2 separate regions of the Homo sapiens genome follow, and region 2 is linked to region 1. Evidence: read pairs that join two places in POLR2A ChIA-PET (ENCODE). Cell type or tissue: GM12878. All regions are shown on one strand. Links, peaks and the distances in the headings refer to the core of each region. The heading gives the core; the rest is flanking DNA.

The links. ChIA-PET counts read pairs that join two places held together with the same protein. Peaks named below come from ENCODE experiments on the same cell type or tissue, not always from the same donor. Only the 100,000 strongest peaks of a DNase experiment are listed, where the experiment ranks them.
Region 2: POLR2A ChIA-PET joins it to region 1 with 6 read pairs; 4 of 35 experiments call an interaction of 5 or more read pairs at or near these places.

What each region holds. Positions count from the first base shown.
Region 1 is chr1:92,578,248-92,595,220 of GRCh38, reverse strand. The region is part of intron 18 of EVI5 (ecotropic viral integration site 5); the gene reads left to right. It also overlaps the pseudogene LOC107985727. Among named protein-coding and RNA genes, the nearest start is that of GFI1, 100 kb to the right of the region's middle. RefSeq lists a silencer at 10,603-10,752. In GM12878, for the core only: no CTCF peak of the experiment used is centred there; DNase peaks (open chromatin) are centred at 7,550, 10,650 and 11,160; H3K27ac peaks cover 1,447 bases.
Region 2 is chr1:92,497,479-92,514,451 of GRCh38, reverse strand. EVI5 (ecotropic viral integration site 5) reads left to right here. Exons shown (of 20, transcript NM_001350197.2): 20 at 482-5,756. The coding sequence ends at 796. Among named protein-coding and RNA genes, the nearest start is that of GFI1, 19 kb to the right of the region's middle. RefSeq lists an enhancer at 9,861-10,050. In GM12878, for the core only: no CTCF peak of the experiment used is centred there; no DNase peak of the experiment used is centred there; H3K27ac peaks cover 633 bases.

The DNA.
Region 1 (16,973 bases), core at 5,881-13,880:
CCATGGTATATATGTGCCACATTTTCTTAATCCAGTCTATCATTGTTGGACATTTGGGTTGGTTCCAAGTCTTTGCTATTGTGAATAGTGCCGCAATAAACATACGTGTGCATGTGTCTTTATAGCAGCATGATTTATAATCCTTTGGGTATATACCCAGTGATGGGATGGCTGGGTCAAATGGTATTTCTAGTTCTAGATCCCTGAGGAATCGCCACACTGACTTCTACAATGGTTGAACTAGTTTACAGTCCCACCAACAGTGTACAAGTGTTCCTATCTCCACATCCTCTCCAGGACCTGTTGTTTCCTGACTTTTTAATGATCACCATTCTAACTGGTGTGAGATGGTATCTCATTGTGGTTTTGATTTGCATTTCTCTGATGGCCAGTGATGATGAGCATTTTTTCATGTGTCTTTTGGCTGCATAAATGTCTTCTTTTGAGAAGTGTCTGTTCATATCCTTCGCCCACTTGTTGATGGGGTTGTTTGTTTTTTTCTTGTAACTTTGTTTGAGTTCATTGTAGATTCTGGATATTAGCCCTTTGTCAGATGAGTAGGTTGCGAAAATTTTCTCCCATTCTGTAGGCTGCCTGTTCACTCTGATGGTAGTTTCTTTTGCTGTGCAGAAGCTCTTTAGTTTAATTAGATCCCATTTGTCAATTTTGGCTTTTGTTGCCATTGCTTTTGGTGTTTTAGACATGAAGTCCTTGCCCATGCCTATGTCCTGAATGGTATTGCCTAGGTTTTCTTCTAGGGTTTTTATGGTTTTAGGTCTAACATGTAAGTCTTTAATCCATCTTGAATTAATTTTTGTATAAGGTGTAATGAGGGGATCCAGTTTCAGCTTTCTACATATGGCTAGCCAGTTTTCCCAGCACCATTTATTAAACAGGGAATCCTTTCCTCATTTCTTGTTTTTGTTAGGTTTGTCAAAGATCAGATAGTCATAGATATGTGGCATTATTTCTGAGGGCTCTGTTCTGTTCCATTAATCTATATCTCTGTTTTGGTACCAGTACCATGCTGTTTTGGTTACTGTAGGCTTGTAGTATAATTTGAAGTCAGGTGGGATGGTGCCTCCAGCTTTTTTCTTTTGGCTTAGGATTGACTTGGCAATGCAGGCTCTTTTTTGGTTCCATATGAACTTTAGTTTTTTCCAGTTCTGTGAAGAAAGTCATTGGTAGCTTGATGGGGATGGCATTGAATCTATAAATTACCTTGGACAGTATGACCATTTTCACGATATTGATTCTTCCTACCCATAAGCATGGAATGTTTTTCCATTTGTTTGTGTCCTCCTTTATTTCATTGAGCAGTGGTTTGTAGTTCTCCTTGAAGAGGTCCTTCACATCCCTTGTAAGCTGGATTCCTAGGTATTTTATTCTCTTTGAAGCAATTGCGAATGGGAGTTCACTGATGATTTGGCTCTCTGTTTGTCTGTTATTGGTGTATAAGAATGCTTGTGATTTTTGTACATTGATTTTGTATCCTGAGACTTTGCTGAAGTTGCTTATCAGCTTAAGGAGATTTTGGGCTGAGACGATGGGGTTTTCTAGATATACAATCATGTCATCTGCAAACAGGGACAATTTGACTTCCTCTTTTCCTAATGGAATACCCTTTATTTCCTTCTCCTGCCTGATTGCCCTGGCCAGAATTTCCAACACTATGTTGAATAGGAGTGGTGAGAGAGGGCATCCTTGTCTTGTGCCGGTTTTCAAAGGGAATGCTTCCAGTTTTTGCCCATTCAATATGATATTGGCTGTGGGTTTGTCATAGATAGCTCTAATTATTTTGAGATACGTCCCATCAATACCTAATTTATTGAGAGTTTTTAGCATGAAGGGTTGTTGAATTTTGTCAGAGGCCTTTTCTGCATCTTATGAGATAATCATGTGATTTTTGTCGTTGGTTCTGTTTATATGCTGGATTACATTTATTGATTTGCTATGTTGAACCAGCCTTGCATCCCAGGGATGAAACCCACTTGATCATGGTAGATAAGCTTTTTGATGTGCTGCTGTATTCAGTTTGCCAGTATTATATTGAGGATATTTGCATCGATGTTCATCAGGGACATTGGTCTATAATTTTCTTTTTTTGTTGTGTCTCTGCCAGGCTTTGGTATCAGGATGATGCTGGCCTCATAAAATGAGTTAGGGAGGATTCCCTCTTTTTCTATTGATTGGAATAGTTTCAGAAGGAAAGGTAACAGCTCCTCATTGTACCTCTGGTAGAATTCGGCTGTGAATCCATCTGGTCCTGGACTTTTTTTGGTTGGTAAGCTATTAATTATTGCCTCAATTTCAGAGCCTGTTATTGGTCTATTCAGAGATTCAACTTCGTCCTGGTTTAGTCTTGGGAGGGTGTATGTGTCGAGGAATTTATCCATTACTTCTAGATTTTCTAGTTTATTTGCATAGAGGTGTTTATAGTATGCTCTGATGGTAGTTTGTATGTATGTGGGATCGGTGGTGATATCCCCTTTATCATTTTGTATTGCATCTATTTGATTCTTCTCTCTTTTCTTCTTTATTAGTCTTGCTAGTGGTCTATTTATTTTGTTGATCTTTTCAAAAAAGCAGCTCCTGGATTCATTGATTTTTTGAAGGGCTTTTAATGTTTCTATTTCCTTCAGTTCTGCTCCGATCTTAGTTATTTCTTGCCTTCTGCTAGTTTTTGAATGTGTTTGGTCTTGCTTCTCTAGTTCTTTTAATTGTGATGTTAGGGTGTCAATTTTAGATCTTCCTGCTTTCTCTTGTGGGCATTTAAGGCTATAAATTTCCCTCTACACACTGCTTGGAATGTGTCCCAGAGATTCTGGTATGTTGTATCTTTGTTCTCATTGGTTTCAAAGAACATCTTTATTTCTGCCTTCATTTCATTATGTACCCAGTAGTCATTCAGGAGCAGGTTGTTCAGTTTCCATGTAGTTGAGCAGTTTTGAGTGAGTTTCTTTTTTTTCTTTTTTTCTGAGACGGAGTCTCGCTCTGTCACCTAGGCCGGAGTGCAGTGGCAAGGTCCTGGCTCACTGCAAGCTCTGCCTCCTGGGTTCACGCCGTTCTCCTGCCTCAGCCTCCCAAGTAGCTGGGACTGCAGGCACCTGCTACCACGCCCGGCTAATTTTTTGTATTTTTAGTAGAGACGGGGTTTCACCATGTTAGCCAGGATGGTCTCAATCTCCTGACCTTGTGAACCGCCCGCCTTGGCCTCCCAAAGTGCTGGGATTACAAGCGTGAGCCACCGCGCCCGGCTTGAGTGAGTTTCTTAATCCTGAGTTCTAGTTTGATTGTACTGTGGTCTGAGAGACAGTTTGTTATACTTTCTGTTGTTTTACGTTTGCTGAGGAGTGCTTTACTTCCAACTATATGGTCAATTTTGGAATAGGTGTGGTGTGGTGCTGAAAAGAATGTATATTCTATTGATTTGGGGTGGAGAGTTCTGTAGATGTCTATTAGGTCCACTTGGTGCAGAGCTGAGTTCAATTCCTGGATATCCTTGTTAACTTTCTGTCTCGATCTGTCTAATGTTGACAGTGGGGTGTTAAAGTCTCCCATTATTATTGTGTGGGAGTCTAAGTCTTTTTGTAGATCTCTGAGGACTTGCTTTATAAATCTGGGTGCGCCTGTATTGGGTGCATATATATTTAGGATGGTTAGGTCTTCTTGTTGAATTGATCCCTTTACCATTATGTAATGGCCTTCTTTGTCTCTTTTGATCTTTGTTGGTTTAAAGTCTGTTTTATTGGAAACTAGGATTGCAACCCCTGCCTTTTTTTGTTTTCCATTTGCTTGGTAGATCTTCCTCCATCCCTTTATTTTGAGCCTATGTGTGTCTCTGCACTTGAGGTGGGTTTCCTGAATACAGCACACTGATGGGTCTTGACTCTATCCAATTTGCCAGTCTGTGTCTTTTAATTGGAGCATTTAGCCCCTTTACATTTAAGGTTAATATTGTTATGTGTGAATTTGATCCTGACATTATGATGTTAGCTGGTTATTTTGCTCGTTAGTTGATGCAGTTTCTTCCTAGCCTTGATGGTCTTTACAATTTGGCATGTTTTTGCAGTGGCTGGTATCAGTTGTTCCTTTCCATGTTTAGTGCTTCCTTCAGGAGCTCTTTTAGGGCAGGCCTGGTGGTGACAAAGTCTCTCAGCATTTGCTTGTCTGTAAAGGATTTTATTTCTCCTTTACTTATGCAGCTTAGTTTGGCTGGATATGAAATTCTGGGTTGAAAATTCTTTTCTTTAAGAATGTTGAATATTGGCCCCCACTCTCTTCTGACTTGTAGAGTTTCTGCTGAGAGATCAGCTGTTAGTCTAATGGGCTTCCCTTTGTGGGTAACCCGACCTTTCTCTCTGGCTGCCCTTAACATTTTTTCCTTCATTTCAACTTTGATGAATCTGACAATTACGTGTCTTGGAGTTGCTCTTCTCGAGGAGTATCTTTGTGGCATTCTCTGTATTTCCTGAATTTGAATGTTGGCCTGCCTTGCTAGATTGGGAAAGTTCTCCTGGATAGTATCCTGCAGAGTGTTTTCCACCTTGGTTCCATTCTCCCCGTCACTTTCAGGTACACCAATTAGACGTAGATTTGGTCTTTTCACATAGTCCCATATTTCTTGGAGACTGTTCATTTCTTTTTATTATTTTTTCTCTAAACTTCTCTTCTCGCTTCATTTCATTCATTTGATATTCCATCGCTGATACCCTTTCTTCCACTTGACCGAATCGGCTACTGAGGCTTGTGCGTTCATCACGTAGTTCTCGTGCCGTGGTTTTCAGCTCCATCAGCTCCTTTAAGCACTTCTCTGCATTGGTTATTCTAGTTAACCATTTGTCCAATCTTTTTTCAAGGTCTTTAACTTCTTTGCCATGGGTTCGAACTTCCTCCTTTAGCTCGGAGTAGTTCGATCGTCTGAAGCCTTCTTCTCTCAACTCGTCAAAGTCATTCTCCGTCCAGCTTTGTTCCATTGCTGGTGAGGAGCTGCGTTCCTTTAGAGGAGGAGAGGCGCTCTGCTTTTTAGAATTTTCAGTTTTTCTGCTCTGTTTTTTCCGCATCTTTGTGGTTTTATCTACGTTTGGTCTTCGATGATGGTGACGTACAGATGGGGTTTTGGTGTGGATGTCCTTTCTGTTTGTTAGTTTTCCTTCTAACAGTCAGGACCGTTAGCTGCAGGTCTGTTGGAGTTTGCTGGAGGTCCACTCCAGACCCTGTTTGCCTGTATATCAGCAGCGGAGGCTGCAGAACAGCGGATATTGGTGAACAGCAAATGTTGCTGCCTGATCGTTCCTCTGGAAGCTTTGTCTCAGAGGGGTACCCGGCCGTGTGAGGTGTCAGTCTGCCCATACGGGGGGGTGCCTCTCAGTTAGGCTACTCAGGGGTCAGGGCCCCACTTGAGGAGGCAGTCTGTCGGTTCTCAGATCTCAAGCTGCGTGCTGGGAGAACCGCTACTCTCTTCAAAGCTGTCAGACAGGGACATTTAAGTCTGCGGAGGTTTCTGCTGCCTTTTGTTTGGCTATGCCCTGCCCCCAGAGGTGGAGTCTACAGAGGCAGGCAGGCCTCCTTGAGCTGCAGTGGGCTCCACCCAGTTGGAGCTTCTCGGCTGTGTTGTTTACCTACTCAAGCCTCGGCAGTGGCAGGCGCCCCTCCCCCAGCCTCGCTGCCGCCTTGCAGTTTGATCTCAGACTGCTGTGCTAGCAATGAGCGAGACTCTGTGGGCGTAGGACCCTCCAAGCCAGGCACAGGATACAATCTCCTGGTGTGCTGTTTGCTAAGACCATTGGAAAAGTGCAGTATTGGGGTGGGAGTGACTTGATTTTCCACGTGCCATCTGTCACCCCTTTCCTTGGCTAGGAAAGGGAATTCCCTGACCCCTTGTGCTTCCCTGGTGAGGTGATGCCTCGTCCTACTTCGGCTCACGCTCGGTGTGCTGCACCCAGTGTCCTGCACCCCTTGTCTGACAATCCCCAGTGAGATGAACGCAGTACCTCAGTTGGAAATGCAGGAATCTTTCATCTTCTGCATCACTCACGCTGGGAGCTGTAGACTGGAGGTGTTCCTATTCGGCCATATTGGCTCCACCCCCAAAAGTCAGCTTAAGCTTGACCAGTTGTGATCAGCATTCCCTGTTAATGCCATCTTACCTGATTTCGTGTATCTCTGCTCTTCTAATACCCTTTGTTAGAGATCTTTCTTATACCATCTCACACTACTGTAGTTAATTCTTTTCAATTTTTCTGTCCACCATGTGCAGCTGAAGTTCATTGAGGGTAAGGACCATTATTTGACTTTATATTTCCAATATCGGCATACTAGCCACAGTCAAAATATGTTTATTTACTGAAATAATTTGTATGTAATAGTTTATTTTTTGAAATATCAATTAGACTTTAAATGTTATTCTAATTTTAAAACCCACATGTGAAGAACAGATTAAGTTTCTAATTTAAATGAAGTATTGGTTTCAATTTTGTAGATATTTATGGGGTACTTACTATGTGCCTGTCACTATTCTAAACACTACCTGGATTAGTGAACAAAATACAAAAATCCCTTTCCTCATTGAGCTTTATGGTAGAATGAGAAGTTAGATGAAAAAAATAAATCTTATGGTGTGAAATTTAGACAGTGGAAGACAACGGAGAAAAATGTGAGAATGAGAAGATATTGGTATTAGGGATGGAGGACTGTTGCTATTTTCACAATGTGGTTTATAAAGGTTCATTAGAAGGGGATATTTATTTAAACAAACATTTGAATCAGATGAGGCATGAAGATTTGGGGGAAGAACTACTTACTAGGAGAATAGTACAGGCAAAGGGCCTGACATAAGGAGCAAGTCTGAAGTAGAGTCTGGGTGGAGTGAGACATGGGAATTAGAGGAAGTCTGAGAGGTAAATAGAGCCAATTATGTAGGACCTAAAACTTTGACCTTTCCCGACTCAGATGGAAAATCATTGGAGGGTTTTGAGCATGGGAGTGATCAGTTAGATGACATTTAAGCTGTTAAAAAGATTTAATTGAACTGATTCAAAAAATACTTGTAAGAATTCATGGTATTTAGTTTGGAGGGAAATGAGGTTAAAAAATTAAGTTTCCTCTTATTACTGGAGTTTTCCACCATCTAAATGCTATTTATTATTTGAAGACTTTATTTTTACATTAATACTAAATGGAGCTATCTCTAAATTCCATGGAGTAGAACAAAACATAGAAAAGTCAATTTTTTCCTCAGTTAGTTAAGGAAAATAGGTGAGAATTAAACCCAAGCCTTCTAGTATTTAACCTGGGATTGAGTTTGTATTTTGGTTATTATAAAGATAAGCATATTGATTTTTGTAACTATGTTAAAAGCTTCTGTGGGCTAAGCACATCTATAAAATTAACGCCACTTTGTTACAAGTAATGGAAAGTTTTTCATTTAAAAGAGTGTAGGTCTACTCAAATCCAACTTTTGGTTTTTTTCCTGGTACCCAGTAACATTTACCCATTTTGATTAGTTTGCCCAACAGATAACCTCTAGGGATGCCTCAGATGGGCAATACCCCAACCACTCTTGGCTTAAAAACGCCCACTCAAAATTCTGTTCTGACATAGAATGAGGGTGCTAGGTTTAAATCACTGTGCTCAGATCAGTATGTAGTTTTGACAGAGATGGAGAGGAAGTGATAAAACCTTTACCATTAACTTAAAAATATTATATTTTTTAATTATGTGAAATTACCATGACATTACTAAATGATGGAATTTATCATAAAGCTTTGTGATTAGTTTGTACTTTCCAGTTTCCTGAGCTAACTTGTTAATAGTTTTTTTTTTTTTTTTTTGCCCCTGAAGCACAATCGTTTATGGCTTTCGTTTTGAGCAATTTACCTAAATATTAAAATATTTTTCATTTTTCTTTAAGGCATTTCTCAATTTTAAGCATTTTTAATTTGAAAAAATATCTTCTGTAATTGTATCTTGTCTTAATATTAATTGTCAGGAAAATACGTACATAGACTGCTTTACCTAGCTTGCTATCTAGTCATTAGGGATTGCGAGATTCTGTTTAAAAACTTTTTTCTGAAGTGTTCAGAGATTCTTTCGTGTCCAACTTCAGTACACAGTTAAATTTAAAGGGATGAAGTATCTAGAGGTTTTTAGGATATTGCTATATCTAGAATTGAAGAACATCATTTGGATCCCCCAAGATGAGCTCATAGTAAGATCTCAGTTAAGAATTAGGGGAGTTTGGACTCTTAAGTACCATAATATATATGCTCACTTGGTGTTATTAAAAATTAGTTTATGTACACTTAGTGCCCAGATTTTGGTTTTTAATACCATTCTCCAGTGAAGGGGACCAGGGCTTCTCACAGAAATGGCTGATTCTGTGCAGCACACCAGCATGGCACATGTATACATATGTAGCTAACCTGCACATTGTGCACATGTACCCTAAAACTTAAAGTATAATAATAATAAAATTAAAAAAAAAAAGAAATGGCTGATTCTAGGACGGGGACAGGAAATATAGAAGATAAGCCTGGAGCACCTTATAATGCCAATAAGTAAGGAAGTACTCAAAATGCACACACACACACACACACACACACACACACACACAGCCAAAAAAAAAAAAAAACCTACATTAATTGGAGTGTGTTGAAGGGACAGAGGAGCCAACTGAAAGAGTTCCCAATGACCAAAGGTAGAACAATTTGAGAAAAAAAAAATTTTGAAGTATTACATACTTGAAATACACAAGCCAAAGTATAATAACCCAAAGTAGATTATAACCCAAAGTATAAAATAAATATCCATGAGCCTATATTGATTTAAATGATGATTAAATTAATAAATGTGAGTTAAGAGACAAATATGCAGAAGAATTCTAAATAATTTTTGTAGATACTCCACCCTCAAGGAGGGGAAGTATAAATCTCCACTCCATAAGCATGGGCTGCACTTAGCAACTTCCCTCCAAAGGAAAAGTATGGGGGACAAAAAGAGTAACTTTACAGTGGAGAAACCTGACAAAGATTACCTAAGCCAGGTGATTAAGATTACCATCAACAGTCATAAATTACACTGATAGTACATACCCTTGATATCATGTGACATGATGAAAATGGCACTTTACCTCTCTGGTATTCCTCTTGATAACCCATAACCCTAGTCTTACCATGAGAAAACTATCAGACAGATTCCCCTTGTGGAGATCTTACAAAATACCTGAATAGTAATGACTCAAGGCTGACAAGATCATCAAAAACAAGCAAAGTCTAAGAAGCTGTCACAGCCAAAAGGAACCTAAGGAGACATTACAACTAAATGTAATGTGTCTTGGATAGAATTCTAGAAACAGGAAAAAAAAAAAACAGGTTAAAAAACAAAGGCAAAGGAAATCTGAATAAACTAAGGACTTTAGTAGTAATGTATCAATATTGGTTCATTAATTGTAACAAAGGTACCACACTAATATATTAATAATAGGGGAAACTGTGGGAGGGTATGTGGGAACTCTCTATCTTCTCAATTTTTCTGTAAATTTAAAACTTTTCTAAAAAGTATCTAATTTTTTTTAAAACTAGTTTGTGAGTCCATAGTTTTTAGGAGCCATTGGAATTATATCAAATTTTAAGTATTGGTCACAAAATTGATTTGTTTCCAATTAAATTATGATTTATGAGGAATATTTTCTACCTTTTAGACCTTGTGTGAATGCTGACTTGTTTTAAGAGAGGGAGAGTGTCTTGCTCTGTTGCCCAGGACAGAGTTCAGTGGTGCAATCACAGCGTACTACAGCTTTGAACTCCTGGGATCAAGCAGTTCTACCTAAGCCTCCCTAGTAGCTAGCAATACAGGCACACCCCACCATGCCCTGCTAATTTTTAAATTTTTTGTACAGATGGGGTCTTGCTATGTTGCTCAGGCTGATCTTGAGCTTCTGGCCTCAAATAATCCTGACTCAGCCCTGCAAAGCACTGGGCTGATTTTTTTTTTTTTTTGAGATGGAGTCTCACTCTGTCTCTTAGGCTAGAGTGCAATGGTGCAATCTCGGCTCACTGCAACCTCAGCCTTCTGGTTCAAGCAATTCTCCTGCCTCAGCCTCCTGAGTAGCTGGGATTACAGGTGACTGCTACCACACCTGGCTAATTTTTAAATTTTCAATAGAGATGGGGTTTCACCACGTTGGCCAAACTGGTCTCGAACACCTGACCTCAGGTGATCTGCTCACCTCGGCCTCCCAAAGTGCTGAGATTATGGGTGTGAGCCACCACACCCGGCCTTGGGCTGGTATTTTTAAACTGTGCCTTTAGCTAGTCCTGTGTATATGTATATTTCTCTTCTGAAATGGAATTAAATCAGTCTTAATACTGAAAAATACTAGCCAAATATTTGATTTCTTTTATCCCTTATATATTTTTCAGATTTCATTATTGGTTTTTAAAAGACATTTATGTGTACTTTTACTTTTTCTAATTACTAAGAAGAATATTCAAACCTTTGTCCATGACTTTAAATTACAGGAAACTGTTTCAAAAACTTATCAGTAGTACATGATATGAGTATGATTTGTTTTTAGAAGTTTCAAATGAGTCACCTTGAAGTCATGGAGAGGCTACCGCTTACCACATTTACCATTCTGATTAATTTTTCTTTTGGCAAAGTACAAATCAGTAATAACCTACTAAAGCCTAGTGGTTGCTATTGATATTTCAGTAAGGTGATGTTGATTAATCAGAGTGATTACTTACCAAGTGTTACAGATTTACTCAAATTATTGGGTTTTCTTCTACTATAGTAATTTCATATGCAGTAATAATTTGCTTAAGACATTTTGCTTCATATGTGCGTTGAAAATATCAATGTAGAACTTAAAATTTGTATCCATGCTGCAAGTTAATGTGGTTGCCTCTGTGACCGTTGAACATAGTTTCATAATAAAGCCTGGAAAAAAAAAAGCATTATTTAACCTTTTAAACAATCAAGAGATTGCTTTTTAAATTGTCTCTAAAAAGGTTTGATTTTTTACGAAAGAGAGAGCACTTGAATATATCTTTATGTACCACCGTGTCTCTTTTTGTTAGATTTTTCATCTGTGGGTATAATATAAAATATTCTTAAAATGAAAGCTTTACGCTTGTGTTTGAGACTAAGCAACTTGCATTGTGTCATGACCCTTCTAATACCACAAACCTTCTGTAATACTACTCCCGGAGAAAAACCCACATCCTATGCATAACCTTAGATTTATTTTGAAATCTCTATGAAAAAGAACAGAGAGAGATTACTAATTGTTTCTGTTACTTCCTTTAGAGGTATGATACCTATTTGTAACCCATGTTGTAAATGTTAATAGCCAGGAGTAAAATGTTAAAATATATTAAGTAGTGGTTTCCTATCCTAAAGTTAATATGTGAAAATTTAATAACTAATTATAAGTTTCAGTTTGTTATATTAGATATCTGGAAAGAATGTAAAAAAAAAAAAAAAGAGAGAGAGAGAGAAGGCATTGGTACTTCCAGTAGCTTATACTTCTAATACCATTGGCCAGTACAATACTAGAAAATAATTGCAAATTTAAATAAGCCATCTTTTTAAAAATTTTATTCCTATTCTGATTTTTTCCTTCTATTTTAGATTTCTTTGTATTCTTTATGTAACTGATGAAGGTGGATGAAAAATCTAATTTTTTTTTTTTTTTTTTTTTTTTTTTGAGACAGAGCCTCACTCTGTCGCCCAGGCTGGAGCACAGTAGCGTGATCTCGGCTTACCGCAACCTCCGCCTCCCAGGTTCAAGCGATTCTCCTGCCTCAGCCTCTCAAGTAGCTGGGATTACAGGCACGTGCCACCATGCCCAGCTAATTTTTTGTATTTTTAGTAGAGATGGAGTTTCACCATGTTGGCCAGGCTGGTCTCAAAACTTCTGACCTCAAGTGATCCACCCACCTCAGCCTCCCAGAGTGCTGGGATTACAGGCATGAGCCACCGCGCCTGACCCCAAGGTTATTTTTAATATTTAGAAAAAATAGTAACTACCCATCAGTAGGAGAATGGTTACACTATAGTATATTTATACTCTGGAATATTCTGCGTCTTTCAGAAAGAATAAAGATCTACAAGACATACTAGGTGAAAAAAGCAAATTATAAGCAGAATATATATTCCCATTTGTATGTATTAAAAAGCATTTGTGAGTATATGTATTGTATTTATATATATTAAGTACATGTGCATGTTAATATGTATATATGTTACATGCATATGTACTTAAATGCATTGAAATTGGCTGCAGTGATCCTGTCAAAACTGTTGAAATATTCCTTCAGGAGATAGTAAAGGGCTTGGTGCAAAAGAGTAGAGGATATGAGTTCACTTTTTATTCTTTATGAATTTATATGATTATCATTATAATATTTTATGTATATTTAAATGACATTTAAAGTAACTGTTGCTAGAAAGGAAATAAGAACTAGAACTTCCAGATAATTATAGGGAAAAAGTAACAAAGGAAACTTGGGCTACCAAGCAAAAGGGCCACCTTTTTTTCTGGCCTTAAAGTCCCTGAGTGTTGTCTGGCTCCTGCCCATTTCTCTGACCCATTTTAAATGGCATTCTCCTTCACCAGTTAGTTCTAGCAACTACTCACCTCCTTTTTTTTTCTTGAATCAAGCTCTTTCATTCCTACATTAAGGCTTTTGCTTGTGCTCTTTTTTATGATTGCAATTCTGTGCTCCCTAATCTTCCCATGACTGATACCTTCTCATCATTTAAATCTCAGCCTAGATATAAGTCACTGCCTGACCACCTTTGTAAAGTAGGCCCCTCACATTGTTACTGTGTCTCATTATCATGTCTTATATTCTTTATGGCTCTTGTCAGTGCCTGAAATTATTTTTACTTTAAAAATTAACTCTCACACCCCATGATGTTTCAGTCAACGATGGACCACATATATCATCTGGGTCCCATAAGATTATGAGACAGTATGTGTTCTGTACCTTTTCTATGTTTAAATATTTAGACACACAAATACTTAACCACTGTGTTACAGTTGCCTACAGTATTCCATACGGTAACATGCTGTACATATTTGTAGCCCAGGAACAGTAGGCTATACTGTATAGTCTAAATGTATAGTGGGCACTACCATTTAAGTTTGTGTAAATACACCCTACGGTGTTCACACAACGATGAAATCCCCTAACAACACATTTCTCAGAATGTATCCCCATTGTTAAGCGAGTCGTGACTACATTAGAACCTTGTTTGTCTTATTTACTGCTGTATGCCTGGTGCCTGGCATATCACAGGTGCTCAACAAATAGTTGCTGAATGAATTTTAGGAGGGAGAAAATAGTCATGTATTGACCTTCTATGCCATAAGAGCAGGTAGCAGGTTTTAAGTACTTTCTGTGTAAAGATTCCTTTACATACTTTATTTAAATAAATGTTGCACCAAAGATGGCTTGAAACTCCCAGAATTACCTACCCCAACTATCTAACAAAATAGTAAATAGTTTTTTTTTTTTTAAGCAAAAACTTGCCCAATAAACCTGAGAGGAAAAGGAACATAACCTAATGCAATAAACTTTAAAAAGTGACAGCTAACAAAAGAAGCAGACAGTGGTAGAGCAGAGAGGCCTGCCAGGGCTTGGCTTCTAACCTTGACTATCTATCCCATTTCCAGGCTGTGTAAGTCAGCAAAATCCCAGGAGAATTCATTTATATCTCACATGTGGAGAGAAGGAAAATGAGTATGTAATCTTCTGACTGAGGAGTGGTAGAAACTTCTGCAAAGGATAACCAAGTGAAAGAGATCAGAAAAGTGACACCTCACTCTTAAGTGAAGGCCCTAGGGCAACACACTGAATATGGGAAATGATCTGAATCCTAAAACTCAGGTTTTGTGATATATTCCCCCAACTAGGTAGTACAAGATATTTAACAAAATCTCAGAAGAGTAAGAAGAGCCCTTGTTTAGCTAGGTTTTTTCTTTCACTGTGCATTTTCCTGAGACTATAGAAAAGTGAGAACAAGCTTGAGCTTGGAAGGCAAAGGAAATAGATCTCAAATATGGTGGAGAGATAGTTAGTGTCATCCATATCATTAGCGTACTTGGAATATGTGGACAATCACCTAGCCATGAACATGGTGAAAAGAAATAGCACAACAATTTAGTTTATATTATTTATTAATTATTATTGATTATTATTTAGCAGAAAGAAATACCATTCACAAAACCAAAAATCCCAACCAAGAAGAAAGGTAATTCAAGGATAAGAAGAATTACAGTTGCTTCACACTGTAAAACAACTTAACATTAATTCAATAAAATTAACAGATTGAAAGATAAGATAGCCCTTTGAACAAGTGGCTGGTAGTCCACCCACAGAGTGCTGTGTCCAGGCCTTGTATAGACATATCTTGCAGCTGCACCTGGTTCTGCCCCCAGACATCAAAGCCCTGGGCAACCAGTGCATGAAGGACTAATTTAGGAGACATAAGACTGTTGGTTCTGACAAGGCTCAGTGTATTTGCAGGAATGGAAGGTGTATGCAGCAATGTTATGGCAAGCAAGATAAAACACAAAATTCAACTGAAAAAGCATGTTTTGGCACCTCCCTCTCAGAAGAAAAACCTAATGACTTTGGTGATGAACGAATTGGATACTTACAAGAGGTGATACAAGAAACTACTAAATACAATAAGCAACTTAGTAATACTGAGCCTACAAAACCAAAATTTTAGTCTGTACAATAAAGCTTAACAAAATATGTAAAATTGAGAACCCCTTACTTTAACTATCATTGATTGGTTTTTAAAATTTATTACTTAAGCTTTGAAGCTTTTAGAATGCCTAGTGTTAATTAAATATTCTTTTATTTTTGGTTGTTATGAATGCAATATATGAATCAGGATCACTAGCAGACAATTGCAAAAGATTACAACATTATTGGAATAGCAGTCCTTGCTGGGTGGAATTTGATTTTTGGATTAAACAGGAAAGAATGACTCTAAAATGGACAAACTTCTAGAATTTTGCTGAAAAAAATGTTTACATATAAATTAATTTTAAATGCCATTCTTGTTCAAGCATTAGCCTCATGGGTTTTCTTTAGCTTGATCAGATAAGTGTATAGCGATAATGATAGATACAAAATTCCAACAAAAATACATTGTCATTCTGAAGGTTTCATTGTTTCTACTTTAATAATACATATATGATTATTATTCTAAATGTTCCTTCTCCCTGAGTCATTGTTTATTCACAATGAAAGGTTAAAGAGAAGCTTGAAGATTCAGTATTATCATTTGTAAAATAGATAGTACAAACTATAATACATTTCTACTTTGTTTATTAATCACAAGCGACCGTTTAAGTTAAATAATTTAGGTTGGGCACGGGGGCTCACACCTGTAATCTCAGCACTTTGGGAGGCCAAGACGGGTGGATCACTTGAACCCAGGAGTTTGAGAGCTCATATCTTTCTTTTGTTTTTTAGTTAAAACTATTTTTTCTAGTTTTTTCCCCTCAAACATTTAGATCTTTCTATACAAAAGGTGAACTCCCATTTATAAGCTAAAAGTAATAAATAGTAATGGAGAAATGTATACAGAGGGGAAAAATGGCTATTAATAACTGTATTAGTCACAGTAAAACCAAACCATCACATTAAAATTGCTGAAAAAGGAAATTAATTTTATAGTATATTATTTCCGTGAAATATATAAAATACCATTGATATTTTTTATAGGCTGTCTTTGATTTATCTTTGTTTTATTTTTTGTACCTTGGTCTCCCTTGACTTCATATGAGAAGGGATTCGTAAGTAATTATAATCTGGTTTTCCACACTGGCCTCCTTCCATTGGCTCTCTTATTAAATTTGAATACACTAATAGTCTGATCAGTTGATTTAAATATTTTTTGGCAAAATAAACTCTTCATAGGCCATTCAGACAGACTAGGGAAGGGAATGGTTTATTAATAAGATGAATATTTAGGAGCCATCTGATCATCCAATGCTACAGAAGATACACGAGAAACTTTGACAGCTTTGCTTCCCAACTTTGACTTGATATCACTCTTTACAGAGGGCTCAAGAAAAGATACATGAATAACATAAAATAAGTACTGCATTTTTAGAAAAACAATTCTAGCACATGTCCTGCTATGATCTGTCTCAAATCAAAATCCTGATTTTAGGTTTAGGCTGGGTATGATGACTCACACCTGTAATACCAGCACTTTGCGAGACTGAGGCAGGAGGATCACTTGAGCCCAAGAGTTTGAGACCAACCTGGGCAATGTAGCAAGACTTGGTCTCTATTTAAAAACAAACAAACAAAACCATGGTTTATATTGGAGCCATTTATAATGATATAAAGAGAATGGGACTAAGAGTGAAACCTGGCTTCTACTCCTTGCTTTTTCCTGGCTAGTCATGTGGTCCTTGATAAGTTACTTAACCACTGAGTCCATTTTCTTTTCTTTTTTTTTTTTTTTTAGACAGAGTCTTGCTCTGTCTCCCAGGCTGGAGTGCAGTGGCGCGATCTCAGCTCACTGGAAGCTCTGCCTTCCGGGTTCACGCCATTCTCCTGCCTCAGCCTCCCGAGTAGCTGGGACTACAGGCACCCGCCACCACGCCCAGCTAATTTTTTGTATTTTGTTTAGTAGATACGGGGTTTCACCGTGTTAGCCAGGATGGTCTCGATCTCCTGACCTCGTAATCCGCCCGCCTCAGCCTCCCATAGTGCTGAGATTACAGGCGCCCGGCCGTCCATTTTAAATCTCTAGTGCTTTTGGGGCCAGGCCCAGGCTATGTTCAGTTCAAGCCACCTATGAGGATACACACAGGTAAAGAGGCCATGCCAAAAAAAAGAGGATTTAGTATTAATTTTTCATTCCAGAATTTCTCCACACTTTAGTTTTGCTAAAAGAAAGAAATGGTGACAAGAATCCACCATATGGGGGTA
Region 2 (16,973 bases), core at 4,616-12,615, 80 kb after region 1:
AGGTGTGGTGGCTCACACCTGTAATCCCAACACTTTGGGAGACTGAGGCAGGCAGATTGCTTGAGCCCAGGAGTTTGAGACCAGCCTGGGCAACATGGTGAAACCCCGTGTCTACAAAAAATACAAAAAAATTAGCCAGGCATGGTGACACACGCCTGTAGTCCCAGCTACTCAGGAGGCTGAGGTGGGAGAATCGCTTAAGCCTGGGAGGCGGAGGTTGCAGTGAGCCGAGATCGCACCACTGCACTCCAGCCTGGGTGACAAAGTGAGACTGAGACCTGTCTCAAAAAAAATAAAATAAAAATAATTATGAGCCCATTATATATAACACATAGAAGGCACTCAAAAATTAGTAACTATGATTATACCTGTAAATAGAAAAATAATAAGGCATCTTCTTCCTTAAACATGGAATGTTTGCTTTTTGGCGTGTGTGTGTTTCCCCCATTTGACTGTATTAACTTGGATTTTGTTTTAACAGCTCAGGTGCCTAAAAGGCCAGAGGGGCTTCTCAGGCCAACCTCCTTTTGATGGAATCCACATTGTCAACCATTTAATAGGAGATGATGAATCATTCCATTCCTCCGATGAAGATTTTATAGATAATTCCTTACAGGAAACTGGTGTTGGTTTTCCTTTGCACGGAAAATCTGGTTCGATGTCTTTGGACCCCGCAGTGGCAGATGGTAGTGAGAGCGAAACAGAAGACAGTGTGCTGGAGACCAGAGAGAGCAACCAAGTGGTTCAAAAGGAGCGGCCCCCGAGAAGAAGAGAGTCGTATTCAACCACTGTCTGACCATCACTGTGACCTAGACTATGGATTTATTTAAGGGATCAGTTATCATATGATTAGGGCTTTTTGGAAATAATTTGTTTCATATGTACATATATATATATATATATATATATATATATATATATATATATATATATATATATATTTTACAGTCTTATCTGCCTTTTTATCTTTGCCAAATCTTTACCACTGATTTACCATTGCCATAAAGTAGACTGGTATATGGTTAATGTGTAAAACAAGGTTCTAACAGTATTACTGAATATTAATGTTTCTTGTTTAGAAAATGCAACTATATCTATATGTGGGAACCATTCTGAAGTTCAAAACTATGGAAAATTGAATTTTCTTCAGACAAAACTGCTCTTGTGCAATATTTTATGCTCAGTGAGCAAATTGTGTATTTATGTTTATCAATTTGTTCTCAAGGTGGCTGTCTACAGACATTTGACCAAGACATACATCTGATTTACCTTGTGTTTTTTTTTTTATTGTTGTTTTTTTTTTTAAGACAGAGATTCAGTCTGTCACCCAGGCTGGAGTGCTGTGGTGTGATCTTAGCTCACTGCAACCTCCGCCTCCCAGGTTCAAGCAATTTTCCTGCCTCAGCCTCCCGAGTACCTGGGACTATATGTGCGCACCACCACGCCTGGCTAATTTTTTGTATTTTTAGTAGAGATGGGGTTTCACCATGTTGGCTGGGCTGGTCTCGAACTCCTAACCTCAAGTGATCCACCCGCCTCAGCCTCCCAAAGTGCTGGGATTACAGGTGTGAGCCACTGCACCCAGCCTACCTTGTCTGTTTGTGTCTGGGAGGTTTTTTTTTTCTATTTTTATTTTTTCATGAAAATTATTGGTGGGCCACTGAAAGTCCCCACACACAAAGCCTTTATTCTATATAATTTTATAAACACAAATTCATGATTATCTGTTTTGAGAGTTTTAAGTTTTGTTTTAATGTTTAACTTTTATGTGCATATGATGCTTCCATGTGTTGGTTACTAGAGTAGTAGGTTAACTACAGACATACTGTTTTGTTTGTACATATTTATAAATCTGTACCACCTAACATTGAACATCATTTTATATGAAGAACATACATGTTGCAAAATGACTGCTTTCAGCATCTAACAGGACTTCTGTAAATAATAGGTTAAAAGTTAAAAATAAAACACTAATGTTTTAAGAGCTTTAGTATTTTGCTTAGCATTCAATACTAGCAGATTCATAACTGATGCCTGTTCAAAAACACTGTTGGTGGAATCTTTTATTTCATGTGTATGTAACTACTAAATTTTTCATGACTGAAGAGGTTATAGCACATATTAGTTAGTGCTAATATTCTACTGAATATAATTTAAGCAATGGGCTAAGGTCCAAGAAACATAGCAATTATATCTACAAATAATCTATTAACATGATCTTCAGAATCTCTAGTTTTTGTTCTATAGATAAAGCCATAAGAATCCTTTCCTACCAGTTTTTCCTATATCATTTAGATATTATTTCCTAGAAAACAGGATGCCTGTCACTGATAAGTTAGAGAAAACACCCAAATTATACTTGCACTATGGAAAGACGACATGAATATGTTGACTGGGTACTTTCTACTCTCATTTTTGTTAGCCTATGAAAAAAAAAACATTTTGTTAACCTATGGAAAAAGCCTTGGAAGAGAAAAGTAGAATTCAGTATGTATGGAGGCACAGTTTTGCACAGTATGTTGCATGCGGCAAAAAAAAAAATATGAAATAGAGTAGAAGAGATAAAAGTAGTTTTCTGTCAAAAACTAGGAGTTAAGCCTTCAGGTACGTTGTGGACTAGGCTTTCCAGCAAGGTTTTTGTAGCTATTTGCTTGCCTGAGAAATGAAATTGAAAACATACCCCTGCGTGTCTGTCCTTAACACCAGGCTAAATTCTGGTGGTTAAATAACTTATCTGTGGTTACAAGCTAGTAAGTAGCAGAGCCAAGATTTTTTTTAATATAGAGACAGGTGTCTCACTGTGTTGTCCAGGCTGGTCTTGAACTCCTGGCCTCAAGTGGTCCTCCTGCCTCAGCCTCCCAAAGTGTGGGGATTACAGGTGCGAGCTACTGCTCCCAGCAAGAGCCAAGATTTTAACCTAGATCTCCCTAACACCAAAGCTTTTGAAAGGGTTCAGCTGAAGAATTTCTCAATTCTCTGTTTTGTTTTGTTTTTATTTTTGTTTTTTGAGATGAAGTCTCACTGCACTCAGGCTGGAGTGCAGTGGTACGATCTTGGCTCACTGCAACCTCCACCTCCCGGGTTCAAGCGATTCTCCTGCCTCAGCTCCCAAGTAGCTGGGACTACAGGTGCACGCCACCACAACTGGCTAATTTTTGTATTTTTAGTAGAGATGGGGTTTCGCTATGTTGGCCAGGCTGATCTCAAACTTCTGACCTCAGGTGATCCACCCACTTTGACCTCCCAAAGTGCTGGGATTACTAGACGTAAGCCACCACACCTGGCAATTCCCTGCTTTTTTGACAACATAATTTAAATGAATTTGATTTAAATGTTTCCTGAATATATATACAGATAGATAGATGAGTATCAACACTTACAAGCTCTACACAGTCTGTGAGTGTAGATACTACTTACTCGTAGGATTGTCTTGTGCTTTGGGGATTTTTGTTCGGAGTTCTATACTATCAGCCCAGAAAGCTATCAATGTCCAAGTGAAGTGAGATGATGCATGGCCACATTATTGCTTTGACCCTCACATCAAGAAATCTGAATGATCTGGACCAGGGGTCAGCAAAGTGCAGCCTACAAGCTATTGCAGTCAGCTGCCAGTTTTTACTTTTTTAAATAGTTGGGAAAAAAATTCCAAAGACTGATATTTTGTGTCACATGAAAATTATATGAAATTCAAATTGCAGTGTCCATAAGTAAAGTTTTATTGGGGCACACCCATGCTCACCCTTTTAAATATTGTGTATGGCCGCTTTGTGCTACAGTAGCAGAGTTGAGTCATTGCAAGGGAGACCATATGGCCCAGGTAGCCTAAAATATTTATCTGATCCTTTACAGAAAAAGTTTGCTAACCCTTGATAACAGATACTCTAAAATGCAGGTTTTTCTTCTTCAATTTAGCTCAGTGGTAGGTCAAATTGTTTGCTTTTGCTATTAAGCTTATGATTTGGAAACGTAAAATTTCATGGTGGATATTATAATCAGAACTATTCAAAAGGGAAAACATGCCAGCCATTTTATATGATGAAGTCTCTTATTCCATAGAAAACTGTAGAAAGATATCTGTATCTTTGGAGAAGGAGAAAGAAAGGAAAGAACTCCAGAATCCCATCACTGTTCTTTAAAGCATGCATCACAGACCTTTAAGAGTATGCTTTATTGAGTAAAGGTTATAGTTTGACTTTAAGATAAGAAATTTTCTAGAATCATGTTTGAATTCTAAACGTTGATATTCTTAAGTACCATTTCTGATTAGGAATTAGGTGTTAAAAGAATCATGGTAAGGAAACCTTAATCCGTTGAAACTCTTGTAATTTGGACAACAAAAAACTAGAAATAACACTCTTTTCTTTGAAGATCTGATTCAAATACACCTTAGAAGAGTTTAAAATCTCCCAGGCCTTTAGGATGCAATAGGATATTATGCCTTGGTTTGACTCCTTTTCATTCAAATTAATGTAAGTATGTTGTTCAAGACTTTGAAGCATTGAACAATGTTCTCGATGAATTTTATTTAATTACTGACATTTTGTGATATTTGAATGTTATTAAGTTAAACACTTAGAGTTGAGTATATTCAGGGGAGAAAAGTGAATGAAATGACTCATAATAAGAAAGCTTGCTCCCTTGGGACAGTTACCTTCCTGGTGTCATTGCCATCCTGGGTTGACAAGCTGAGAGTAGAGGATACAAGTGATGTGAATAAAATGGAAATTGCATTGAGTTAATGAAACAGACACTTTTAGATCAAGAAAACACTTCAACAGCCTTTTTAGAAATTGGCACACTCCTATAGTCCCACCTACTCAAGAGGCTGAGGCAGGAGGATCACTAGAGTACAGGAGTTTGGGGCTGTAGTGTGTAATGATCACACCTGTGAAAGAATAACCACTGCACTCCAACCTGGGCAACATGGCAAGACCCTGTCTCTTTAAAAAAAAAAAAAATCCTGGGAAAAGAAGTCAAAGATGTAATTTTACACAATTTCTGCCCCCACCGTCTTTTTTGTTTGTTTGTTTGTTTGTTTGTTTTTTGGCTAGATACTAGGTATTCAGTGTTTGCTGAGATGACAGGTTTCTACTAATCAGCCAGTTATTTGGGAAGGAGAAAAACTTTTTCTCAATTCTGAACATGATGCAGCTTGTTAACTCTCCAGATAGTGCCTTTGATTGAAAATAAGGTCTACACCTTTTTAAGTATATTATTTCTGACATCGTAAGAAATAATTTAGTTCCTTATTCTCATTTATCTTTTATATAATGTACTGTAATATTCAGGTTTAAAGTAAAATAAGTATATGAATTATATTTTGGTAAAACTGTTTCATGACCAGCTTGATTAATGTATATTAACATACCAGACATTGACAGCGAACATTTCATGAAATCAGTTATTTACTTACCAAAACAATGAGTTTTAGCTTGAAAGTTACTGCTGCTCTATTATTAACAAAACTAAGTTTTAAAAATTAATTTTAATTCTACTGAAGTTTAATTTCTGGTTAAAGGTATAGTGGATGCTATTTATGATCCAAGTTTTTACATCACATCCATTGATCTGCCTATCCCTTCTTTTTACTCCAAAGAGGAGATGATAGAATAATACATTCAGTATACTACCAAGAAGCAAAGTTATAATGTGTTTCATTTTGCTATTGGAATTTTTTATTGTAACATTGTATGATAACCTGAAATGTTTACTTGTGCCTTTTCTTTAAACAATTAAAGTTTTCCATTTTATAAGAATTTCTGTTTCCTTCAGCTTTTCAACTTTAAAAGAGGAGGGGCATCAAAACACTGTTAACAAATGGGTGGGGCGCGGTGGCTCACACCTGTAATCCCAGTACTTTCGGAGGCCGAGGCGGGCAGATCACTTGAGCTCAGAAGTTCGAGAACAGCCTGGCCAACATGGTGAAACCCTCTCTCTACTAAAAATACAAAAATTAGCCAGGTGTGGTGGTGCATGCCTGTAGTCACAGCTACTCAGGAGGCTGACACAGAAGAATCGCTTGAACCCGGGAGGTGGAGGTTGCAGTGAGCCGTGATCACACTACTGCACTCCAGCCTGGGCGACAGAGCAAGACTCCATGTCAAAAAAAAAAAAAAAAAAAGGTTGGCCTGATGTGAAACGTTCATTAGCAAGGTTTGTGCTCCGAAGGTGCAGGGACTACATCCACCTGGTCCACCCACATATTTTTAGTGCTAAACAGAGAATCTGGCACGTGATTGCATTCAGTAATTTTTTTTTTTTTTTTTTTTTTTTTTTTTTTTTTTTTTTGAGATGGAGTTTCACTCATGTTGCCCAGGCTGGGGTGCAATGGCAAGATCTCGGCTCACTGCAACCTCCTCCTGGGTTCAAATGATTCTCCTGCCTCAGCCTCCTGAGTAGCTGGGATTACAAGCATGCGCCACCACACCCGGCAATTTTGTATTTTTAGTAGAGACGGGGTTTCTCCATGTTGGTCAGGCTGGTCTCGAACTCCCGACCTCAGGTGATCCGCCCGCCTCAGCCTCCCAAAGTGCTGGGATTTCAGTCGTGAGCCACCACGCCCGGCCCAGTAAATATTTTTTAATTTAATGAAAGACCATCTTTAGTGAAAGATGTCTAGGTTTGTTTCCTTCAGGAACATGGTAATTTTTTGGAAATCTCAATAGCAGTATTTTCATCTCACATTGTACTTTAGGTTATTAATTAGCAACTAATTCAATAAATACATTCAATTATATATAATTTGAGTACACATATAGCTACTATCATAAAAGGAAAGTTATACCTTCTGCATCTTTATCACAATGTTAATGTCATTTAGTTCACAAGCAAGAGCTTACTATATATTCTGCTTTATTCCCAACAGGAATTAAGGTACGTTTTGTAGATACCTGAAATATGACAAGCTATATAATCCAGGGAGTCTCCACTTTGTCACTGACATTTGGAAGTAGCCAAATAATTCTGTTTTGGGAGGCCCTGTACATTGTAGGATGTTTTGCAGCATCCCTGGCCTCTACCCAGTAGATGCCAGTAACACCCCCTCCTTTAGTTGGGACAACCCAAAATGTCTCCAAACATGGGCAAATGTCACCAGCAGGAAGGACAGAGAATGAAAATCACTGCTAGTTGAGAACCACTGCTATAAATTTAGAATTGGGTCATAAAAAGAGCCACTCGGGCCAAACATAAGAATATATACATCATTTGGGGTTTTGTAAATGGCAGAGCAGCTCCCTCACTGCAATCTATTGAAAGTCAGCCCTTGACACAAGGGTTTGTAAAATACAAAAACATAAACTACACACACACACACACACACACACACACACACACACACACACACACACCAGCCAGGTACCGTGATTCATGCCTGTAATCCCAACACTTGGGGAAGATGACATGGGAGGATCCCTTGAGGCCAGGAGTTGGAGACCAGTCTGGGCAAGATAGCAAGCCCCAGTCTCTTTAAAAAAAAAATTATATGTATATATTTATACACATACACACACACACATATATATATACACACACCCCTATTAAAGATGCATCACAAATTTGACTCTGTTTCCAGTAAGTGAAAAAAGTAGTATCTGAACCACAACGAGGTACCATTTTACACACCTATTAGGATGGCTATTTAAAAAATGAAAATATGCCCTGTGAAAACCCGGGAGCTCAAAAGAAAAAAAAAAACCGTTGGCAAAATATGTGGAAAAACTGGAACCCTTGTACATTGCTGCTGGGAGTGGAAAATGGTGTAGCCTCTGTGAGAAACAGTTCAGTGGTCTTTAAAAATGTTAATTGTAGAATTACCATGTAACCCAGCAATTCCACTTCTAGACATATACTCAAAGCAGTAACTCAGATACTTGTACATCAATGTTCACAGCAGCATTACTCATGATAGCCAACATGTGGGAACAACCCATATGACCAACAGGTGAATGGATAAGTAAAATGTGGTATATACTACATATACAACGGAATACTATTCAGCCATAAAAAAGTAAAAGTATAATGCTACAAAATAGATGAACCTTGAAAACATGCTAAGTAAAATAAGCCAGACACATAGTATGGTTCCACTTATATGAGATATCTAGAACAGGCAAATTCATAGAGACAGAAATAGAGTAGACATTACCCAGCAGTGGAGGTGAGGGAAGAGAGTTAACGGCATAATGAATACAGAACTTTTGTTTGGAATGCTGGAAAAGTTTTGGAGATGGATAGTGGTCATGGCTGCATGACACTGATTGTACTTAATGCCACTGAGTTGTGCATTTAAAAATGGTTAAAATGATAAAAAAAAAAAATACTAGGCATGTTAAGAATTTAGCATCAGCCAGGCATGGTGGCTCATGCCTGTAATCCCAACACTTTGGGAGGCCAAGACAGGAGGATCACTTGAGCCCAGGAGTTCAAGACCAGCCTGAGCAACATAGCAAGACCCCATCTCAAAAGAAATAAAGAACTTAAAGTCAACTTATTTACTAAAGATATTCAAATAAAGATATTTAGAAGGAAAAAAAGTAAAACCTGCGGTTATAAAATTTGCAGCGCCCATGAAATAAGAAAATGTTTAGGCGTAAAATTCTAGCACTAGAGCACTAGACTGGGACTCAAGCTTTGTATTGATTAATCCTGGACAAACAACAAAAAATTATGACCTCCTTGCTGATCCATGGACACACCAGACTCCCATCAGGACCCTGCCCTTCCTAGGATGCTCAGCTAAATACCACAAGGCAGCTCCCCACCTCCACCAGGTCTCTGCTCAACCTGCACAGGAGGCCTTTTCTGATCCTTCCGTTGAAAAAGCCTCTTCCTAGCTTTACTTTTCTCCATAGCAGTGATTACAGTCTGACATCCTACCCATTTTACATATTTGTTGGTTTATTGTTTATCTCCACACCAGAATGCAAGCTTTATGAGTGCAGAGATTTTTATCTCTATCCCAGCAGTGCCTTGGCTCTCAATAAATATTTGTTGAATGAATGCATGAATAACTGAAGAAGTCATTTTACCTCAATGTCTTCATTATTGAAACGAGGTAAACATCTGTGAAATACAAATATCAGTAGAAAGTCCAGGATTCCAATGCAGCCAGCCTAGCTCCAGAGTCCTCTAATTACACAATATTGCTTTGGCACAAGGCACAGATCAGTCACTGTTGAGGAAGCAAAGATGAACCAGACCAACTCCTACCCTCATGCATGGGGCAAGAGATACAGGAGAACAGAAGCACTGCCGTGGGAATTCAGAGGTTACCTTCAACTTGGGGGAGGGGCTTATTTTGCGTCCCTACCCCCTCCCTGCCCATTCCCCACCCTGTGTACAGGATGGTGCCCGTGACCCTGCCACAACCTTTATGTACCACGCCCCATTCTCTCCTACCCTATGACCTGCTCAGAGGTGACCTGCTGATGTCACCTAACTGGGTCTATAGCTGCATCTCTCCTGCACTCCAGATTTTACCAAGAATGTCTGAAAATGAGCATCTTAAACCAGGCCCAGAGAACTTTTTAACTCCTCCTGAACTGACTGTCAGTTCACTGTGTCCACGGTGAGATCAGAAGGCTGCTGTGTCCTCACTCCCCTGTTGCCTACGGTTGGCCACCTTTTCAGAGACCACATAGCGTCTTCTCTGAGGCTGTCCTCAGTTACAGGAGAAAGCAGGGTCAGGTGGAAAGAAACTGGTTGGCTTTAAAGATGTTGTTTCTCTGATTTTTTTTTAAAGGAAATGCATACTGTACACATGAGAGACTCCAAGGCTGAGATGCTGTGGCAGTTGAGATGCACCTGGGAGCTCCTAACTGTTCCCTGCCTCTGCCTCAGAGGGCGGGACGGCAGCCATTGCACACCACCCCCTCCACAGCAAACCAGTCAAGCCTTGTCTCTCCCCCCCACCAAGGGGCTCTTCCCCTCCAGCAGAGGCTTTCCTAGTCTCTGGTGTCACCTATGCCCTTCCTGTCCCAGGACAGGAACAGATACACCCCGTTGGTGCTTGCTGTACTTCTACATTCAAGGCACAATTTTGTGTGTCCCTGCCTAACCTCAACCAGGATGACTTCGTCGTGGGTAGAAGAGATGACATCTTATTCATCAGCCTGCTTTGTCACTTTTGTATGTCTCAAGGTCCAGCATCTGTCCTTGTGCCTGTCACTGGAGTGCAGAATTAGACTAACCATGCTCCATTTACAAAGAGAGAGTTTTAAAACCTTTAGCACATGAATGAATATTTGTCTCTGCAGCCTCCTTACCACCAAATACTCTTAAGGTCAAGCTTCGGCTTCCCAGGAGTCCGTGAGCCATTTCCCTCTCCCAGCTCCCTCGGCCCGGCTGAATTCGTGCCAGAACTACAAAAGCAAGCTGCCGGGTGAAGTGGTAGAAAACCAAAGCATGGGAGTCATGATGTTAAGCACAAATTTTTAAAGAACAATTTCATGCATTTCCACTTGTTAACTCTTAGTCCATTCAGAGGCTGAAGGCAGGTCCAGCTCTGCCCTTTTCTGGCAAGCTGCCTTCTAGTTGTGCTGTGGAGGGATGTTCCTGGTGGGCAGCTCCCCAGGCCAGTGCTGGGATTTGAGTAATCACAGGCCCAAGTAGGGTGTGTGGGAAGGTGTGCTGTTTGGTCTGGCTCACAGCCGCTGACACTCTGCAGCTATTTTAAACGGATCCCACAACCTTTCATTTGCTTCACTAATTTCTCTAAAATAGAATTGTTTATTTGTGGGTGAAAATTGGAGACGTTTCTTGTTCATCACCAAACTGCTCTTTGGTGAGACTGGAGACAATGCGTGTACTGGAGCCTAAAGGGTTTGGCACATAGTAAGTGTTCAATCAACAGCAGCTGCTGTTGTTAGCTGAGTTCCCTGAGAAAGATTGTGCATGGCATCTCTGAATTCCCCAGAACCAGTACAGCCTGCTTGGTAAGGAGTTATTGATGTGAATGTTCCTTCTGACTTGACTTCTCATCTGTGTCCTCTGTCCACATGGTATCTCCACATGTTTGCCATGTGTGGCACATTGGAAGTATTGTTTGAGGTGATTGCACAACAGTCTCTACTTTCTGATTGCTAGTAGTGGTAATGATAATAGTAGTTATTATTATACAGTAATATCCTGCATTAGTCAGGATAGGCTGGATTTTACTGTGTTAACAAATACTCTGAAATCTCAGTGGTTTACATCAGTTCTCACTCATGCTGTGTGTCCATCAAATGCTGGCTGTGGCTCTGCTCTATGCTGTTTTTACTCTAGGACCCAGGCTGATGATGCTACTTCTATTTTGAACATTGCTGAGTGTTGTGGCAGAGGGCAAAGGGATACAGTGAACCACATGCTCGTTCCCAAAACTTCTCCCTGGATGTGATATACATCATTTCGAGGCACATTTCTTTTTTTTTTTTTTTTTTTTTTTTTTTTTTTTTTGAGCTGGAGTCTCACTCTGTCTCCCAGGCTGAAGTGCAGTAGCGCGATCTCGGCTCATTGCAACCTCTGCCTCCCGGGTTCAAGCGATTTTCCTGCCTCAGCCTCTCGAGTAGCTGGGACTGTAGGAGTGCATCACCATGCCCGGCTAATTTGTGTGTGTGTGTGTGTGTGTGTGTGTGTGTGTGTGTGTGTGTGTGTGTATTTTTAGTAGAGACAGGGTTTAACTATGTTGGCCAGGCTGGTCTCGAACTCCTGACCTCATGATCCACCCGTCTCGGCCTCCCAAAGTGCTGGAATTACAGGCGTGAGCCACCACGCACGACCAGAGGCACATTTCATTGGCTAAGGTAAGTCACATGCTAAGACATCCCAGGGAGAGGGCAGTGACTATTTGGAAACATAGTACTTACTCTGTGCCAACAAGTACTCTGAGTACATTTTAGAAACAATGGCTTTATTGTGATATAATTCACACACTATAAAATTCAGCCTTTTAAAGTGTACAATTGCATAGTACAGCACAGAGTTGTACAACCATCACCACTATCTAATTTCAGAGTATTTTCAGCATGAAAAAAGAAACCTAATACTCACTGGCAACTACTTACCATTTCCTCTTCTCAGCCCCTGGCAACCATTATTCTACTTTCTGTTTCTATGGATTTGCCTATTCTGGACATTTCATATAAATGAATCATAGAATATGTGGCTTTCTGTGTGTGCTTCACTTAGCATAATTTTTTGAGGCTCATCCATGTTGTAGCATCTATTAGTGCTTCATTGTTTTTTTCTTTTTATTTGCTGAATAATATTCTATCATATGGGTATACCTCATTTTGTTAATCTATTCATCAGTTAATGAAGATTTAGTCTGTTGTCATTTCTTTCCTATGATGAATGATGCTGCAATGAACATTTATGTACATGTTTTCATGTGGACATAGGTTTTCAATTCTGTTGGGCATATACCTAGGAGTAGAATTGCTGGGTCATATAATAATTCCATGGTTTTTTGTTTGTTTGTTTGAGACGGAGTCTTGCTCTGTCGCCCAGGCTGGAGTGCAGTGGCGCTATCTCGGCTCACTGCAAGCTCCGCCTCCCGGGTTCACGCCATTTTCCTACCTCAGCCTCCCGAGCAGCTGGGACTACAGGCACCTGCCACCATGCCTGGCTAATTTTTTGTATTTTTAGTAGAGACAGGGCTTCACCGTGTTAGCCAGGATGGTTTCAATCTTCTGACCTCGCGATCCGCCCGCCTTGGCCTCCCAAAGTGCTGGGATTACAGGCATGAGCCACCGCGCCTGGCCAATAATTCCATGTTTAACATTTTGAGGAATTGCCAAACTGTTTTGAGTGTCTGAAGTATTTTACAATCCCACCAGCAATATATGATAAGGGCTCCAATTTCTCCACATCTTCATCAATACTTACTATTTTTCCTTTGTTTTGTTTTTTTAATATTATTTAATTTTATTTTAATTGAAAAATAACTGTTATATATGTTTATAAGGTACAATGTGATGTTTTGATATATGTTTATAATGTAGAATGATTAAATCAGGCTAAACACTTTATGTCTTTTATTATTTTAACCAACCTAGTGGGTATGAAGTGGAATCTCACTGTGGTTTTGATCTACATTTTCCTAATGACTAATGGTGTTGAACATCTTTTCATGTACTTATTGACCCTTCATATATATTCTTTGGAAAATGTCTACTTAAATCCTTTGCCCATTTAAAAAATTGGGTTATTTGCTTTTTATTGCTTAATTGTAAGAGTTATTTATATATTCTGCATACAAATTCTTTATTAGATATATTATTTGCAAATTTTGCAAATATTTTCTACTATTCCATGAGGTGTCTTTTTACTTTCCTAATGGTGTGCTTTGAAACACAAAACTTTAATTTGATGAAGTCTATTTTATCTATTTTTCCTTTGGTTGCTTGTGCTTTTGGTGTCATATCTAAGAAACCATTGCCTAATTCACGGTCACAAAGATTCACTCCTATGTTTCCTCTAGGACTTTTATAGTTTTAGCTCTTACATTTAGGTTGATGAATCATTTTGTATATGGTGAGAGGTAGGAATCAAGTGCTTTTTAAAATAAATTTTTTGTGTTGGAATAGTTTTAGATTTACAGAAAAGTTGCAAAGATAGTAGAGAGTTTCCATATACCCTTCTCTCAGCTTCCTCTAATATCTAATATAATCATGGTACATTTGTTAAAACTAAGAAATTAAGAATTGCACAATAGTATAAACTACAGACTTTATTCGATTCTACTAGTTTTTCCACCAATGTTTAGGCTGAAAACTTTTATTTATTACACATGGAAGTTTGTGATATTGAATATAATTGGGGAAATTTTCCTATTTTTCTCTCTAATCATAGGGATAGCTTCATAGATTGTAGTTATAGCATATGTTATTGCTACTATGCTTCCTACCATCCTTAGAATGGTTATTATGAATTACACAGAGTTATCCTTTCTCTGGTTTAACTAAGAGCATCCCTCTCCCAGGGCCAGCATACCTGGAGATTAGAGTGGTCAGGGCACTGAGAAGAGTGAAATGGCTGAGAGCGTTCAGATACCTGGTAATTTATCATTAGCTGAATTTTAAATAAACTGCTTTGGATATAGAAAACTCATTGCCAGTTTTCACTGCAAATGAGGGTATCATCTTCCTAGTTAAATGATTTGTCAAGGACTGCTGGGTAGCCAAGAAAACTTAGTAGGATTAATGACAAAAAATCATAAGTGAAATAAGTCAGGTATAGAAAGACAAATACCACACAATCTCACTTATATGTGGAATATATAAAAGCTGAACTCATAAGAGCAGAGAGTAGAATGGTGGTTACCAGGAGTGGTAACCACTCTTGGGATGGGGTTGGGTGGGATGGGATGTTGGTCAAAGGATACAAAATTTCAATAAACAGGAGGAATAAGCTAAAAAGATATGTTGTACAACATGGTGACAATTAATTATTGTCTACTAAGTATTAACTATAGTTAATAACATATTCTGTATTTGAAAATTGCTAAGAAAATAGATATTAAATTTTCTCACTACAAAATAGTAAGTATGTGAGATAATGCACATGTTGATTGGCTTGATTTAGCCTTTCCACAATGTATATATATTTCAAAATATCATGTTGTACATCATAAATATATACCATCTTTATTTACCAATTTAAATTGATGAATGAATAAAACCAAAATCTGGAATGGCTATTCGACCCATATAAAATTAAAGATTTTCTATAATTTTCCTTTGGCTCAAAAGCCATTGCTAGGAACAGTTCTTATTCTTTTTTTATTCTTTTTTTTTTTTTTTTTTTTTTTGAGACAGGGTCTCACTCTGTCACCCAGGCTGGAATGCAGTGGCATGGCAACCTCAACTTCCTGGGCTCAACTGATCCTCCCACCTCAGCCTCCAAGTAGCTGGGACTACAGGTGTGCAACACTACACCTGGCTAATTTTTTTTACTTTTTGTAAAGATGGGGCCTTACTATATTGTCAGGCTGGTCTCAAACTCCTGGGCCCAAGTAATCCACCTACCTTGGCCTTCCAAAGTGCTGGGATTACAGGCATGAGCTACTGCACCTGGCTCCTTATTCTTTTTTCTTTTAATTTAATTTTATTTTAAGTTCCAGTATACATGTGCATGACATACAGGCTTGTTACATAGGTAAACGTGTGCCATGATGGTCTGCTGCACCAACCAACCCATCACCTAGGTATCAAGCGTCACATGCATTAGCTGTTTATCCTGATGCTCTCCCTACCCCCACTCCCACCGACAGGCTCCAGTGTGTGTTGTTCCCCTCCCTGTGTTCTCATTGTTCAGCTCTCACTTGCAAGTGAGAACACGTGGTGTTTGGTTTTCTGTTCCTGTGTCAGTTTGCTGAGGATAATGGCTTCCAGCTCCATCCATGTCCCTGCAAAGGACATGATCTCATTCCTTTTTATGGCTGCACAGTATTCCATAGCGTATATATACCACATTTTCTTTATCCAGTCTATCATTGATGGACATTTGGGTTGATTCCATGTCTTTGCTATTATGAATAGTGCTTCAGTGAACATACTTGTGCATGTATCTTTATAATAGAATGATTTATATTCCTTTGGGTATATACCCAGTAATAGGATTGCTGGGTCAAATGGTATTTCTGGGTCTAGTCTTTGAGGAATCACCACACCGTCTTCCACAATGGTTGAACTAATTTACATTCCCACCAACAGTGTAAAAGCTTTCCTATTTCTCCACAGCCTCTCCAGCATCTGTTGTTTCTTGACTTTTTAATAATCACCATTCTGACTGGCATGAAATGGTATTTCATTTTGGTTTTGATTTGTATTTCTCTAATGATCAGTGATGATGAACTTTTTTCATGTTTGTTGGCCACATGTATGTATTCTTTCAAGAAGTGCCTATGTAATTTGCCCACTTTTTAATGGAGTTGTTTGCTCTTTTCTTGTAAATTTGTTTAAGTTCCTTATAGATTCTGGATATTAGATCTTTGTCAGATGGATAGATTGCAAAAATTTTCTCCCATTCTGTAGGTTGTCTGTTCACTCTGGTGATAGTTTCTTTTGCTGTGCAGAAGCTCTTTAGTTTAATTAGACTCCTTATTCTTTGTAGAGACATTCTGAAATATTTTCAGGAAGAAATGAAATGATATTGGAATTTACTTCAAAGTAGACTAGTGGAGGAGGGAAGCAGTGCAGGGGACAAAAATGAAACATGATTAGCCATGGATTTACTGCTGAAGCTGAGTGATAGATACTTTGGGTATATTTTTCTATTCTCTTAGGTAGAGTTTGATTTTTAAAAATATGTTTGAAAACCTAGATGATGGGGTTGATAGGTGCAGCAAACCACCATGGCACATGTATACCTACGTAACAAACCTGCATGTTCAACACACGTATCCCAGAACTTAAAGTAAAATAAAATTTAAAAAAAAGATGTTCAATATTTTTCATGCAAATAAGCAATAAACAATAAAACATCCTTTGCTGTGAACTTGTGGGAGGACCTGAGGATTTGGCAATGTGAACAATCTCCAAGGAAAGATGAAGGATTGGCATCCCAGATGTAACTTGGCTCATAGGAAGCCCACTCTACCTAACTCTACAAACCATAGTCAATAGCCCAGATTTTTGGAGCCACCAAGCCAGTCTTTAACCAGAGCTCAGTAATGGTCTCCCACTTTAAGCAACTGATTTAAAATGCAAATTCAGTAAAGCACTTGAGGTGCTGGACATATTCTAGATCTTGACTTGGGTATTGTGGTGGTTAATACTGAGTGTCAACTTGATTGAAGGATGCAAAGTATTGATCCTGAGTGTCTCTGTGAGGGTGTTGCCAATGGAGATTAACGTTTGAGTCAGTGGGCTGGGAATGGCAGACCCACCCTTAATCTGTGGGCACCATCTAATCAATTGCCAGCATATAAAGCAGGTAGAAAAATGTGAAAAAATTAGACTGGCTTAACCTCCCATCCTACATCTTTCTCC